Regions from separate parts of the Homo sapiens genome. Here region 1 is linked to region 2. The links are chromatin contacts, found by Hi-C or POLR2A ChIA-PET in ENCODE. All regions are on one chromosome and are shown on one strand. Each heading gives the region's core, a stretch centred on a gene start or an enhancer-like site at or near the end of the contact. The rest is flanking DNA. Distances are from core to core; before and after follow the strand shown. Region 1 has its middle 34 kb from the start of MRPS24. Region 2 overlaps HECW1 (HECT, C2 and WW domain containing E3 ubiquitin protein ligase 1).

What was found. Hi-C counts contacts between places; a loop is a spot of excess contacts on that map. ChIA-PET counts read pairs that join two places held with the same protein, here RNA polymerase II (POLR2A). Pooled maps may share reads with other maps.
Region 1: a map of transverse colon shows a loop between it and region 2 (6-fold over the local background). The contact joins two enhancer-like sites. A Hi-C loop is called at or near these places in 9 of 168 maps with a recorded cell type or tissue (CD14-positive monocyte, body of pancreas, colonic mucosa and 6 more), 1 of 37 single-sample maps with no recorded cell type and 10 of 50 pooled maps. POLR2A ChIA-PET finds 5 or more read pairs at or near these places in 2 of 52 experiments (A673 and activated T-cell).

Annotation. Positions count from the first base shown.
Region 1 is chr7:43,832,296-43,839,056 of GRCh38, forward strand. No RefSeq gene overlaps it. Among named protein-coding and RNA genes, the nearest start is that of MRPS24, 34 kb to the right of the region's middle. RefSeq lists enhancers at 2,271-2,390, 2,315-2,609, 2,521-2,890. Within about 2 kb of position 2,381, at least 6 of the 41 ENCODE cell types and tissues checked have a DNase peak (open chromatin) inside an H3K27ac peak, as active enhancers do.
Region 2 is chr7:43,565,296-43,571,693 of GRCh38, forward strand. It overlaps HECW1 (HECT, C2 and WW domain containing E3 ubiquitin protein ligase 1), which reads left to right. Exons shown (of 30, transcript NM_015052.5): 30 at 1-706. Among named protein-coding and RNA genes, the nearest start is that of STK17A, 15 kb to the right of the region's middle. Within about 2 kb of position 2,921, at least 3 of the 41 ENCODE cell types and tissues checked have a DNase peak (open chromatin) inside an H3K27ac peak, as active enhancers do.

The sequences.
Region 1 (6,761 bases), core at 1,131-3,630, 270 kb after region 2:
TAGTTTATAGTTTAAACAAAGATGGTAACAGCCCTTTCCCAAAGCAGACCTCCTTCTTCCCTGGGGACTAGATTGCCTTCGTAGGACTAACATTAGCCACAAGATTAGAAATTATGGTTTAGGAGTCATGAAGCTGGAGGCTACAAAATTCTGACCCTCCCTAAACTGCTCCTAAGATCAGGGCTTGAGATATTTTGCAGACCCTGTACTTGATGGATCAGCTGGCATCACTCAGATCAATAAACTGGCTCACCTGATCTTGTGGCCCCCGACCCAGGAACTGACTCATCACAAGCAGACAGCTTTGACTCCCTATGATTTCATCCCTGACCAATCAGCACTCCTGGCTCACTGGCTTCCCCCCACCCACCAAGTTATCCTTAAAAACTCTGCTCCCCAGGCCAGGTGCAGTGGCTCATGCCTGTAATCCTAGCACTTTGGGAGGCCAAGGTGGGCGAATGCTGGGGGAGACTGATTTGAGTAATAATAAAACTCCAGTCTCCCCCATGGCCGGGCCTGTGTGAATTACTCTTTCTCTATTATAATTCCCTGTCTTGATGAATTGGCTCTTGTCTAGGCAGTGGGTAAGGTGAACCCCTTGGGCAGTTACAGTCTCTTTTGCTGACTTCTAGAAATTATATTAACTACCATTTATTAAGCAAGCTTTATGTTCCAGGCAAGGTGCTAAGAGTTTTACAGACCATATTTCTTTTTTTTCTTTTTTTTTTCTGAGACAGTTGAGACAGTCTCACTTCTTTTGCCCAGGCTGGAGGGTAGTGGCGTGTGGCTCACTGCGGCCTCAACCATCCAGGCACGAGCAGTCCTCCCATCTCAGCCTCCTGAGTAGCTGAGACTACAGGCATATGCCACCACACCATTTTTTTTTTTTTTGGTAGAGACAGGGTCTCATTATGTTGCCCAGGCTGGTCTTTAACTCCTGGGTTCAAGTGATCCTCCTGTCTTGGTTTACCAAAGTGCTGGGATCACAGGTGTGAGGCATTGTGCCCAGCCTACCTTCTCATTTTGAAAGCAATACAATACCAACTTTAATGGTAATACACTCTTATGTAATAAACAAAGACATTTACAAATATCAGAAACCCAGTTTTGAAACATTTGCATTAACTGTGACCTGAATCAACTTTTTTTTTTTTTCAGACAGAGTCTCACTCTATCGCCCAGGCTGGAGTGCAATGGCACGATCTTGGCTCACTGCAACCTCCATCTCCTGGGTTCAAGCAATTCTCCTGCCTCAGCCTCCCGTGTAGCTGGGATTACAGGTGCATGCCACTATGCTAATTTTTGTTCCAGACCAGCCTGGACAACATAATGAGACTCTACAAAATTAATTAATTAACTAATTAATTAAAAATGATGTTTCTAAAGAATGTAACTTACACACTATGTTGTTAACAGTGTTAACTCAGTGGATGAAAGTGGTTTGCCACACTCATGCATATAATAAATGACAAACATACTTGTTTGAAAGATGCTTCTTTGAAAGCTACTTAGTGGTCAAGCATGGTGGCTCATGCCTGTAATCCCAGCACTTTGGGAGGCCGAGGCAGGAGAATTGCTTGAGTCCAGGAGTTCAAGACCAGCCTAGGCAACATAACGATACTCTCTACAAAAAATTTAAAATTAGCAGAGTGTGGTGGCATAGTTCCAGAACTCTGGGAGGCTGAAGTGGAAGGATCACTTGAGTCCAGCAGTTCTAGGCTGCAGTGAGCTGTGATCATACCACTACACTCCGGCCTGGGTGACAGAGCTACAATATGTTATGAACAGTGTTATTTTAGTGAATGGAAGTAATGTATGTAGTGAAGCGTCTGAAGACACATGTTTAAATAATGTTTCAGATCTTATGGACAGCTGCAAACCATGTCATTCAGAATACACAATCTTCTCAAGTGCACATGGAACATTCTCCAAGATAGAGTATATATCAGGTCACAAAATAAGTCATAACAAATTAAGAAAACTGAAATCATAACAAGTATCTTTTCTGATCACAATGGTATAAAACTAGAAATCAATAATAGGAGTAATTTCAGAAAATTCACAAATATGTAGAATTTAAACAACATGCTCCTATACAACCAATGGGTCAAAGAATTATTTTTTTTTTTGAGATGGGGTCTCACTCCGTCACTCATACTGGAGTGCAGTGACATGATAGTGAGATGAGAAGTCTTCTTCCGATCAAAGGTTTTTCTTGATCGAAGAGTTTGTGGTCTCATGGGCTTCAAGGAATGAAGCTGTGGACCACAGTGGCAAGTGTTACAGCTCAATTAGAGAAACGTGTGGACCCAAAGAGTGTGTGGCAGCAAGATTTATTAAAGCGAAAGTGAATGTAAAGCAAAAGTGAAAGTAAAGCTTCCACGTGGTGGAAGGGGACCTGGAAGGGTTGCCCTGGCTTGAGTGTCTTATGCTTATATGCCCTTATGACTCCTTCCCTTTTCCTTTTCCTTTTCCTGTCCTATAGGATTAGCTTATTTTCTATCCGCTTGTGGGTTGGTGGGCCTGATTGGTTAAAAACATCACGCTGCAGCTAGAGCTTAAACTCCCTATATGATTGGTTGAAGTTTCAATCCCTTAGCTTGCAGCTATGACTCATTTTGGCTTAGGAGAAAGTCCCCTTTGATTGGTTGAAGTTTCAATCCCTTAGCTTGCAGCTATGACTCATTTTGGCTTAGGGAAAAGTCCCCTTAGGGAAGTCCCTATTGACCCAGGAAGTCCAGCCAACTTAGCCACTTAGTCGCTCAATAGCTCACCACAACCTCAACCTCCTGGGTCCAAGTGATCCCCCCACCTCAGCCTCCCCAGTAGCTTGGGACTACAGGCTCATACCACCACATCTGGCTTTTTGTATTTTTTGTAGAGAAGGGGTTTCACCATGTTGCCCAGGCTGGTCTCAAACTTCTGGGCTTAAGCAATCTGCCTGCCTTGGCCTCCCAAAGTGCTGGGATTACCGGTGTGTGCCACTGTGCCCAGCCTCAAAGAAGAAATTTAAAAATCTTTTGAGGCCGGGCACAGTGGCTCATGCCTGTAATCCCAGCAGTTTGGGAGGCCCAGGTGGGCGGGTCACCTGAGGTCAGGAGTTCAAGATGGCCAACATGGTAAAACACGGCCAACATGGTGAAACCCCATTTCTACTAAAAATACAAAAATTAGCCGGGTGCAGTGGCACACACTTGTAATCCCAGCTACTTGGGAGGCTGAGGCAGGAGAATCACTTGAACTGAGGAGGCAGAAGTTGCAGTGAGCCAAGATCGCACCACTGCACTCCAGCCTGGGTGACAGAGCAAGACCCTGTCTCCAAAACAAAAGAGGAATGTTGAAAAAAGAGTAATGTTTCTCAGCACGACAAAGACTATCTCTGACAAGCCCACAGCTAACATATTTAACTGTGAAAATATTTTTTCCTCTAAGATCAGGAACAAGACAAAGATGCCAACTCTCACCATGTCTATTCAATATAGTACTGGAAGTCCTAGCCACAACAATCAAGCAAGAAAAAGCATGACAGACATCCAGATAGGAAAGAAGTAGAAGAAAATTTTTAAATGCTACTTACAAAGTTTGTTGTGAACCGTGTAACTTCCATGTAAGGAAGTAATGAATGTAGTGAAGTGTTTGTAGTCATGTTAAACAGGCTTCTGAAATGTTATTTATATACTATTTTAAAAAGACGTTTCCACAAATGTTACTTATGCAGTGTGTTGTGAAAAGTATTACTTTGGTGAAGGAACGTGGTTACCATACTGAAATTGATGTAAAATATTGGTCCAAACTCCTGACATTCCCTGAAAAGATTTATGGGAATTTCTTTGCTCTCAAGAGATTAATAAGAAATGGAATGAAGCCGGGCACAGTGGCTCATGCCTGCAATCCCAGCACTTTGGGAGGCTGAGGTAGGCAGATCATTTGAGGTCAGGAGTTCAAGACCAGCCTGGCCAACATGGTGAAATCCCATCTCTGCTAAAGATACAAAAATTAGCCAGGCGTGGTGGCAGGCGCCTGTACTCCCAGCTACTCAGGAGGCTGAGAAAGGAGAATAGCCTGAATCCAGCCAGAAGATGTTGCAGTGAGCCAAGGTCAAACCACTGCACTCCAGCCTGGGCAACAGAGTGAGACTGTGTCTCAAAAAAACAAAAACAAAAAAATAAAAATAAAGAAAAAGAAATGGAATGAGATCCTAAACTCTAAAGCCATGCCAAAACAACCTTCCTTTGAGGATTCCAGCTGACTATATTATGGCTCATTCTCATGCACATTTTGAAACAGATGGGCAAATTCTATCAAGGAAAGTTCAGAGCTCAGATGGTCACTAAGAAAACTACAACCAACTATGCGGTTAACAAGCAAAATCTTCGAAGTTCTCTATCTCTCTATTTTATTTTTTTCCTGCCTACTTTCAATCTGCTGACTTTTCTGCTGGTGTTGAGATAAAAATCACTGCTTATGACATTTGAGCCAAGATTTTTTAAAAAAAGACTTAAAGCCATTTCAAATTAATGACTTTACAAATAACAGCTCCATGATAAACAACCTAGACACCTGAACTGTCCCTTTCGGAAATGTAAATTTAGGTTTGCCTGCCTAACAACTGTGTATGGTGACAAAACAGGTAATTGAAAGACTAATAGTCTAGAAGAATTACATAAATGTTTAGAAAAGTTAGGCTCTCAGATCAGACAGGTTAAAATCTTGAGCTCAGAGCCATAATGTAAGTATCAGTGTCTGGCATAAAAATTGCTTTATCTGCCACTCAAGGAGTTAGAAAAAAATTTTTAAATGCAGATAATCTTTTTCCCACCCACACTGGAGCAGGTGGTGAAGCAAAGTAGGTCTGAGGACTGGATTGCCATGTGGACACTGTGTTAATTTCTTTTTCTTTTCTTTTTCTTTCTTTCTTTTTTTTTTTTTCTGAGACTGAGTCTCACTCTGTCCCCCAGGCTAAAGTGCACTGGGTCCATCTCTGCTCACTGCAACCTCCACCTCCCAGGTTCCAGTGATTCTCCTGCCTCAGCCTCCTGAGTAGCTGGGATCACAGGCGTGTGCCACCACGCCCAGGTCATTTTTGTAATTCTTGTCGATTTCCTGATAAAGGGGAGAGTGATTGTTACCTGGGAGAGTGTCCCTGCTTTGGGTAAAAAAACAAGTATTTTGTGTGAAATTACAAATCTGGTACAGCAATAACCACTGGAGACTTTGATAGAAAGGACAGGGATTTGTATTGCTATTGCAAGTTTTCCATAAGAATGAAATTATCAAAAAGTAATTACTTTTATTTATTTATTTATTTAAGACAGTCTCCCTCTGTCGCCCAGGCTGCAATGCAAAGGTGCAATTTCACTGCAACCTCCACCTCTCAAGTTCATGAGATTCTCTTGCCTCCGCCTCCCGAGTAGCTGGGATTATAGGTACACATCACCATGCCCTGCTATTTTTGTATTTTTTGGTAGAGACGGGGTTTCACCATGTTGGCTAGGCTGATCTCGAACTCCTGGGTTCAAGTGATCCTCCTGCCTGGGCCTCTCAAAGTGCTGGGATTACAGGCGTGAGCCACCACGCCCAGCCTCAAAAAGTAATTACTTTTTTTTTTTTTGAGACGGAGTCTTGTTCTGTCGCCCAGGCTGGAGTGCAGTGGCTCAATCTCAGCTCACTGCAACTTCCGCCTCCTGGGTTTAAGCGATTCTCCTGCCTCAGCCTCCGGAGTAGCTGGGATTACAGGCACCTGCCCCTACACTCGGCTAATTTTTGTATTTTTAGTAGAGACGGGGTTTTACCATGTTGGCCAGGCTGGTCTTGAACTCCTGACCTCAGTAATTACTTTTTTAAACAACCATGTGGGCTGGGTTCGCTTGCGTGAGGAACGCTTGCATCCAGGAGCTGAAGACCAGCCTGGGCAACATAGACATCTTCTCTACAATAAAATTAAAAATTAGCCAGGCTTGGTGGTGCATGCCTGTAGTCCCAGCTACTCAGGAAGATGAAACGGGAGGATCCTTCAGCCCAGACGTTAAAGGCTGCAGTGAGCTATGATCGTGCCACTGCACTCCAGCCTGACAGATTGAGACTGTCTAAAAAATGAAAAATAAGGCTAAGGCATGGTGGTTCAGGCCTGTAATCCCAGCACTTTGGAAGGCTGAGGCGGGCGGATCACTTGAGGTCACGATTTGGAGCCTGGGCAACATAGGGAGCTCTGTCTCTAGAAAAAAAAAATCAATCAATCAATCAATCAACCACGTCAATACCGCGTCAGTAAAGCAGAGGTGACACCAAACTTCATTCCAGAGGCTAAGCCTGACCCAAATCCAGTTCAGCCAAAGCTAGGAAACCAGTCTCCCTGGTAAGCCTCTGAATGTGATGTTAGTATTAAAAGGCTGCTGCGTGGTATTATACTAGCAGCCACTGTGTCTTAGCTGTTGAGAAGGACCTCCTGTGTGGTGGAAACCGGGGTTTTTTATTTCCAAAATTCCACATGAAGCCCTTCCTCTACTGGGGGTTCTGAAGACCAACTGCTCCTCAGTAGTCAGGACTGTGACAGGAAGGATTTTACTCACCACTGACGCAGCCTCAAGTTGTCTCAAAGTGAGGCGGTGTCCCCTTAGATCTGTGTTGAGGAAAATGAGGTTCTCCTCCTCACTGCGGGCCCGGCGCTGGCGGCCGCAGTAGGAGCACGGAGGCGGTGGGGGCTTCTCAGGGGTCCGACAAGGCGGCTCGCACGCCCCCTGCTGGTCATCTGGGGCAGCGCG
Region 2 (6,398 bases), core at 1,671-4,170:
GCGTTAAACATGCAAGATCTAAATTTTCTTTTAATACATGACCATATGTCCTTGAACAGTAAGTATATTTGTGTGGCAAGCCAATGGCTGAGTTTTCCAGGGTAGTTTTAATATTACATCCATCATATTTTCAGTCCATGTGTCAAACCATGTGTCCAAAATTTGGGTTCGGAAATTTCTCAGTTGCCACAAATATTTTCCCAGTCAAGATGAAACACTTTCAAATGAAAGTAGTTAGAACTTTACATAACAAATGTGGTGCTTTATTATTATTATTATTATTATTTTTATTATTATTATTATTACGTACTTCAGTGTTCATTATTAAAACTACCGCAATACTATATCATAAAAATCTGGGATGGATGTTCCAGCCATCATAAGGTCCAAAAGAAAAGAGAAAGTGTTATTTTCCTGTTAGTGACATGTAGTCCCTTTGTTCTAGTAGGAAAAAAGGTGCCTAGAGGTAGTATATAGAGTAAATATTGTTCCTTTAGCCTACTTCCTGCAGCTTCCAATTTATCCAAGGAAATGTCTACAACAATTTTGTTCAAAAGTCTGTTCTAGTCAATAGCAGGAGAAGTCCACGTTATTGGGCTGATTTTGCTTACATCAGCAAGAGAAATGTCACGTGATACTCAGGCCGCGCTTTCTCTTCCATCACACCATCTTCAAGGAATGTCAATAAACTCACTTTGGTATGGCATTGTGTATGCTCCTTATTGCAAACGGAAGTCTAGGACAACACATAACAATCTGTATCCTGCCTTACTCTCTCGCTGGATGTAAGCAATAAAACAACACAGAAGGTTACCAGCTGCTCTGATTTTTTTAAAGTCCCAAAAAAGCATAATATGTGCTCACATATCCATGAATAGAGAGGAGAGCTTTTGTAACAAGTTCCTTGTGTATGGCTGTAAGAACCCTACACAAACCACACGGGCAGCATTTTTTTTAGTGCCCTTTATGTAAACCAGTTGTGCACTGGTTTATATAAATTCCTAGCTATGGAGATGCTTCTATGAAAGCTTCAGGCTACTGCCTAACACCCAGTGTCATCCCAGGACAACGGTCACCACTAGGCAAACATATTGTGTCCTATGGCTCGTATCACAAACTCCCAAGATGGAAACAGCATGATCTCCTTCCAAGCCTCTAAAAGACAAACCATGTGGCTCTTACTGGGTGGTTGGAAGCTGATTTATTCTTTAAAGAGAAAATATTCTATTATTAGAAAAAAGTGTGGGGAGGACTGGGAGAAGGAAAAACCTGACGGACTGATTTGGAGACAGAGAGTCATCTTGATATGGCATTTTTCTTTTATTATTATTATTATTATTATTATTATTATTATTATTATTATTATTATTTTGAGACAGAGCTTTGCTCTTGTTGGCCAGGCTGGAGTGCAATGGTGCAATCTTGGCTCACTGCAACCTCTGCCTCCCGGGTTCAAGCAATTCTCCTGCCTCAGCCTCCTGAGTAGCTGGGATTACAGGCATGCGCCACCACGCTCGGCTAATTTTGTATTTTTAGTAGAGACAGGTTTTCTCTATGTTGGTCAGGCTAGTCTCGAACTCCCGACCTTAGGTGATCCACCCACCTTGGCCTCCCAAAGTACTGGAATTACAGACATGAGCCACCATGCCCGGCCAATATTGCATTTTTCCACACGTGCTGGGCTGACTTCAGATTTATTCTAACTGAAAATCACTTTTCTTCTAAGTCATAAAGAGAAAATCTGGACTAGATCATCATTTATAGTGAGGCATAGATTATAGTATTCTGCTTTAATCTTACTCTGAAATCAAGATTGGACTTCAGGTCTCCTGATTTCTTTTTTATTTTTATTTATTTATTTATTTTGAGACTGAGTTTCACTGTTGTTGCCCAGGCCAGAGTGCAATGGCGTGATCTCGGCTCACTGCAGCCTCCACCTCCCGGTTTCAAGCAATTCTCCTGTCTCAGCCTCCCAAGTATCTGGAATTACAGGTGTGCACCACCATGCCCAGCTAATTTTTGTATTTTTAGTAGAAATGGGGTTTCACCATGTTGGTCAGGCTGGTCTCAAACTCCTGGCCTCGAGTGATCCACCTGCCTTGGCTTCCCAAAGTGCTGGGATTACAGGTTGAGACACCGCACTCGGCCAGGTCTCCTGATTTCTATGGCCATACTTTTCCAATTAATGTGCTGACAGCTCACTAATTATATACTGTAAAGGGAAAAGTGACACACATAGCTTGTACTCCAGACATGGTTTAGATGTGTTTATAGAGGATGGCTCTCTAACAGAATAAGTGAAGGGAGTTATGGAGGATCAGGCCAACCTTTATCAGTGCTGCAGGAATTACATATCACATTTATGGCTGGGAATAGGCTTAGACACTTTTGTCCAACAGGTTTACCTTGGAGATCTGAGAACAGAATAGTTGATGTCAAGGCCACTGAGTTTTACCTTGAAGGCTACCGCCTTATCACAAAATATCCTGTGGGGTCCTGGGCTCTGGACCTGGCATAACCATTCAAAAATGTGCCAGGAGCATGAGGTATGCAGAAGAGATGGAACCTGAAAGAGTACAACTGGATGCCAGGAATCCAAGGTCAGTGTGCAGTCACCAAAGAAGGATGTGGGCTGCTGGTTCCCACGGCCCCTCTGTGCAAGTTTGCTAGGGCTGCCAGAACAAAGAACCCCAAGTTGGGTGGCTTAAAGAAGGCTAGCAGTTTGCTATGAAGGTGTCGGGGGCTGGTTCCTTCTCAGGGTTGTGGGAAAGCATCTATTCCACCCCGCTCTCCTAGTTTCCAGTGGTTTTCTTGCAGTATTTGGCATTCCTTGGCTTGTAGATCTCTGCCTTCATCTTTGTATGACTGTGTGTGTGTGTGTGTGTGTGTGTGTGTGTGTGTGTGTGTCTACACTTTTCCTTTTTATGAGGACAACATCATATTGGATTAGGGCTAACGCTAATGACCTCACTTTAACTTGATTAGTTCTGTAAAGACCTTACCTCCAAATAAGGAAATAGAATCATATTTGAGGTACTGGGTGGAGTTAGAGCTCCAGTATATCTTCTTTGGAGGACATGATTCAATCTGTAACATCCTCCTTCCTGCCACCTTAAGAGCCTCCAGCAGTAATAGTAACAATCATAAATTCTGACATGCCTTTTATGTATCATCTTATGAAATAGCTACCTTTATATCCCTCTTTTAAGCTGAAAAAGAAAAAAAGTACAAAGAAGTGAACTAACTTGCCCAAAGACACACAGTTAGTAAACGACATAGCCAAGATTTGAGAACAAGGAGCCAGCTCCAGGGCCCAAGCACTCAACCACACACCACCTCATTCAAGTAACCACTTATTGAATACTTGTTACGTGTTGGGTCTTGTGCCAGACACAGGGGCCAGTGGCAGTCTTTGCCCTCAGGGAGCTCATGATCTAACAATATAATAATGCATTATTCTCCTCCAGTTGAGATTTGGCCCGATTCCAGTGTGAGTAGTCTCCCCAACCCAGCTCGCCAAACCTGGCTCCTGAGTACAATATGACGCCATTAAAAAATAATAAGCAACGTGCTACAGGAAAAGGCAACAGGAGCAATTGTCTCTGCTGGTGAGGAAGCATGGGCAGGAATGAACTCGGAGACAGAATTTGAGCATGTATAAAAATGGGAAAAATAATTTAAATGTATTATACCAGAAAGAGGGAAATATTTTTTTCTGAAACAGTAAACAAAGAAATGAGCAGAGGTGATTCAATCAGCCTAAGAACCTTCATATCTTTAAAAGCTGGGAGAATACAGCTACAAAGAGATTTCTTTTTAATGTCTGGAACTTCTGATTGAATTAGCATTAAAACTTATTCAGATTAGAATTAATTTGTTCAAATAATTGGGCAAGTTATATATGCCCAAGAACTTGTATTTCTTTCCATTTTATTCCAAAGAGTACATCCTATAGAGTTTTCTGTTTTTCTTACACAGTTGTTACATAATCCCTATTACTTTTTAAATGTAATAAAAATGGGGTCCTGGCTTTTATCCTGTCCAGAATTTTATATTCACTCATAAAAAGAGCTTCTTCCCTTTTTCCAACCTTATTCTTTCAGTAGGAAAAATTAAACGACAACGGGAAATAACTCTCTTCTAAGATTGTGGTGGATCACATAAAAGGGCCTCAATTCTTCAGCCCCCCTGAAGTCACATCCTTTACCCTGTAACTTTGCAGTCACCTCCATCTGTGGTTGGTCATTCTGAGTCATTCCCTGAACCACCCACCCAGCATAACACAAGCAGAGGCATGTAAAGTACTTGCACGGCTGAGCTTGACCTCTCTCTCTTGTTGCTGTGCTATCACCATGAGAGCAGGCCTGGAATAAGAGGAGAATGAGAGATGTCAGGGGCCAAACCGAGCCAGGCTAGATCAACCAACAGCCAGCTGACCACCAGGTACTTGAGCAAACCCAGCCAGGATCATTAGAGCCACCCGGCCAACCTCCAGCTGACCCCGGAGACATCAACACTAAAAGTGCATGGTTAAACACCAGTGATATTTTGTGATCACTGTACTTTTTTGTGGCAATAGATAATTGATTCAAAGACCATTCAGCATTCTTTCCTTTTTAGGATAACTTTTGAGAAGAAACACTGACCGTTTACCCTTAGGAGAGCATTCACTATGCATGGTAGCTACTCTTTAGTTTCAATTGACAATGGCCAAGTCTGGTGGCTCACAAATCCCAACTACTCAGGAGGCTAAGGCAGGAGGACTGCTTGAGGCTCGGAGCTTGAGACCAGCCTAGTCAACATAGTGAGACCTTGTCTCAAAAAAATAATAATTAATTAATTAATTAATAATGAGACTGCAGAGAAAAGAGAAATTGGCATGTTGGCATAACTTTTCTGAATATAATTTGATGATATGTATCAAGAGTTTTAAAATATCAAAGGCCAAGTTATGGTTCAAAATTGCATCTTACTGGTGGATCTGGAGGTGACTTCGTTCATTCAGGTCAGACACTAAACTGTTCTTAGATACTCTTTCCACCCCATCATCAGTAACACTCTATGTTTATCCTGGATTAGAACTCCTATGTAGACAGCAGGAACTAAAGGAAAATTATCCTGTATCGCATATTCCAAAAGATGAAGCCCCCATACACAAATTCTGTAGGGGAGGGTAGGAGAAAGAAGAACCCTAGTGGCAAAGCACTTATTTATTCAATTTATCAATAAATGTTTATTGAACATCAGCACTGTGCTGGGCATTGTTTTAGGCACTGGTGTTGCATCAGTAAACAAAACAAAGAATAAGTAAGTACATAATAGAGTATGTTGAGAGGTGGTAAGTGTGACGGGGAAAAAGGAGAGGAAAGGAAGAGAAAGGAAATGAAGAGGGTTGAAATAGAAGGGATTAGAAATATAAAAAGAATTTTTAGGGAAGGTGCTGACAAAAGATGATGTTTGGGCAAAATCTTAAGAGATGAGAGAATGAGCGTTGACACTCTCTGGAGGAAGAGTGGCTTGGTCAAAGGCGACAGCAAATGCAAATGCCTTTGAAACTGAAGCATTTCTGGTCAAGCCTGCGGTGGCTTGTAGTTTTCATAGTTTTTCAGAAGAGCAAGCAGTAAAGGTAGAAGGCAATACTTCCTCAGTTCCACTGAGCTTCACTTAGATGAATACTTACCAGATTCTCCAGTTGGTCTGTGCTCACCTACCTGCTGTCCAGATGTAGGAGTCCAGGTGTCCAAATGAACAGAGGGTTGAACCAAAACACACACACACACACACACACACACACACAGACACACAGTTCCTTAGCAAAAGCTAGGTCTAATTTACTCACTGAAGGACAAATAATTCTGGAAACTATGACAAACATCACAGAACAAGAAAAAGAAACAGCACCCTGAAGACTCAAAGGAAGAGTTCATCCCTGAAGATGACTCACTACTGGCAACAATTGAAATTATTAAAAAATTTCTAATTGGGCCAGGTGCAGCGGCTCATGCCTGTGGTCCTAGCACTTTGGGAGGCCAAGGCAAGAGGACTGCTTGAGGCCAGGAGTTCAAGACCAGCCTGGGCAACATAGCAAGACCATATCTCTCCTAAAAAAAAAAAATAATAATTAATTAGCCAGATGCAGTGGTACACATCTATAGTCCCAGCTACTCAGGAGACTGAGGTGGGAGGATCCCTTGAGCCTGGGAGTTCAAAGCTGCAGTGAGCTATGATCATGCCACTGCACTCCAGCCTGGGCAACAGAGCAAGACTCTGGCTCAAAAAAAATATGTATTTTCTAATTGGCATTCTGAATAGCTAGCCAGAAGACATGACCCCTGAGAAATAGAAGCAAAATACATAAAAAGACAGCTGAATTGACTGAAAAATAAACCAAAACAAAA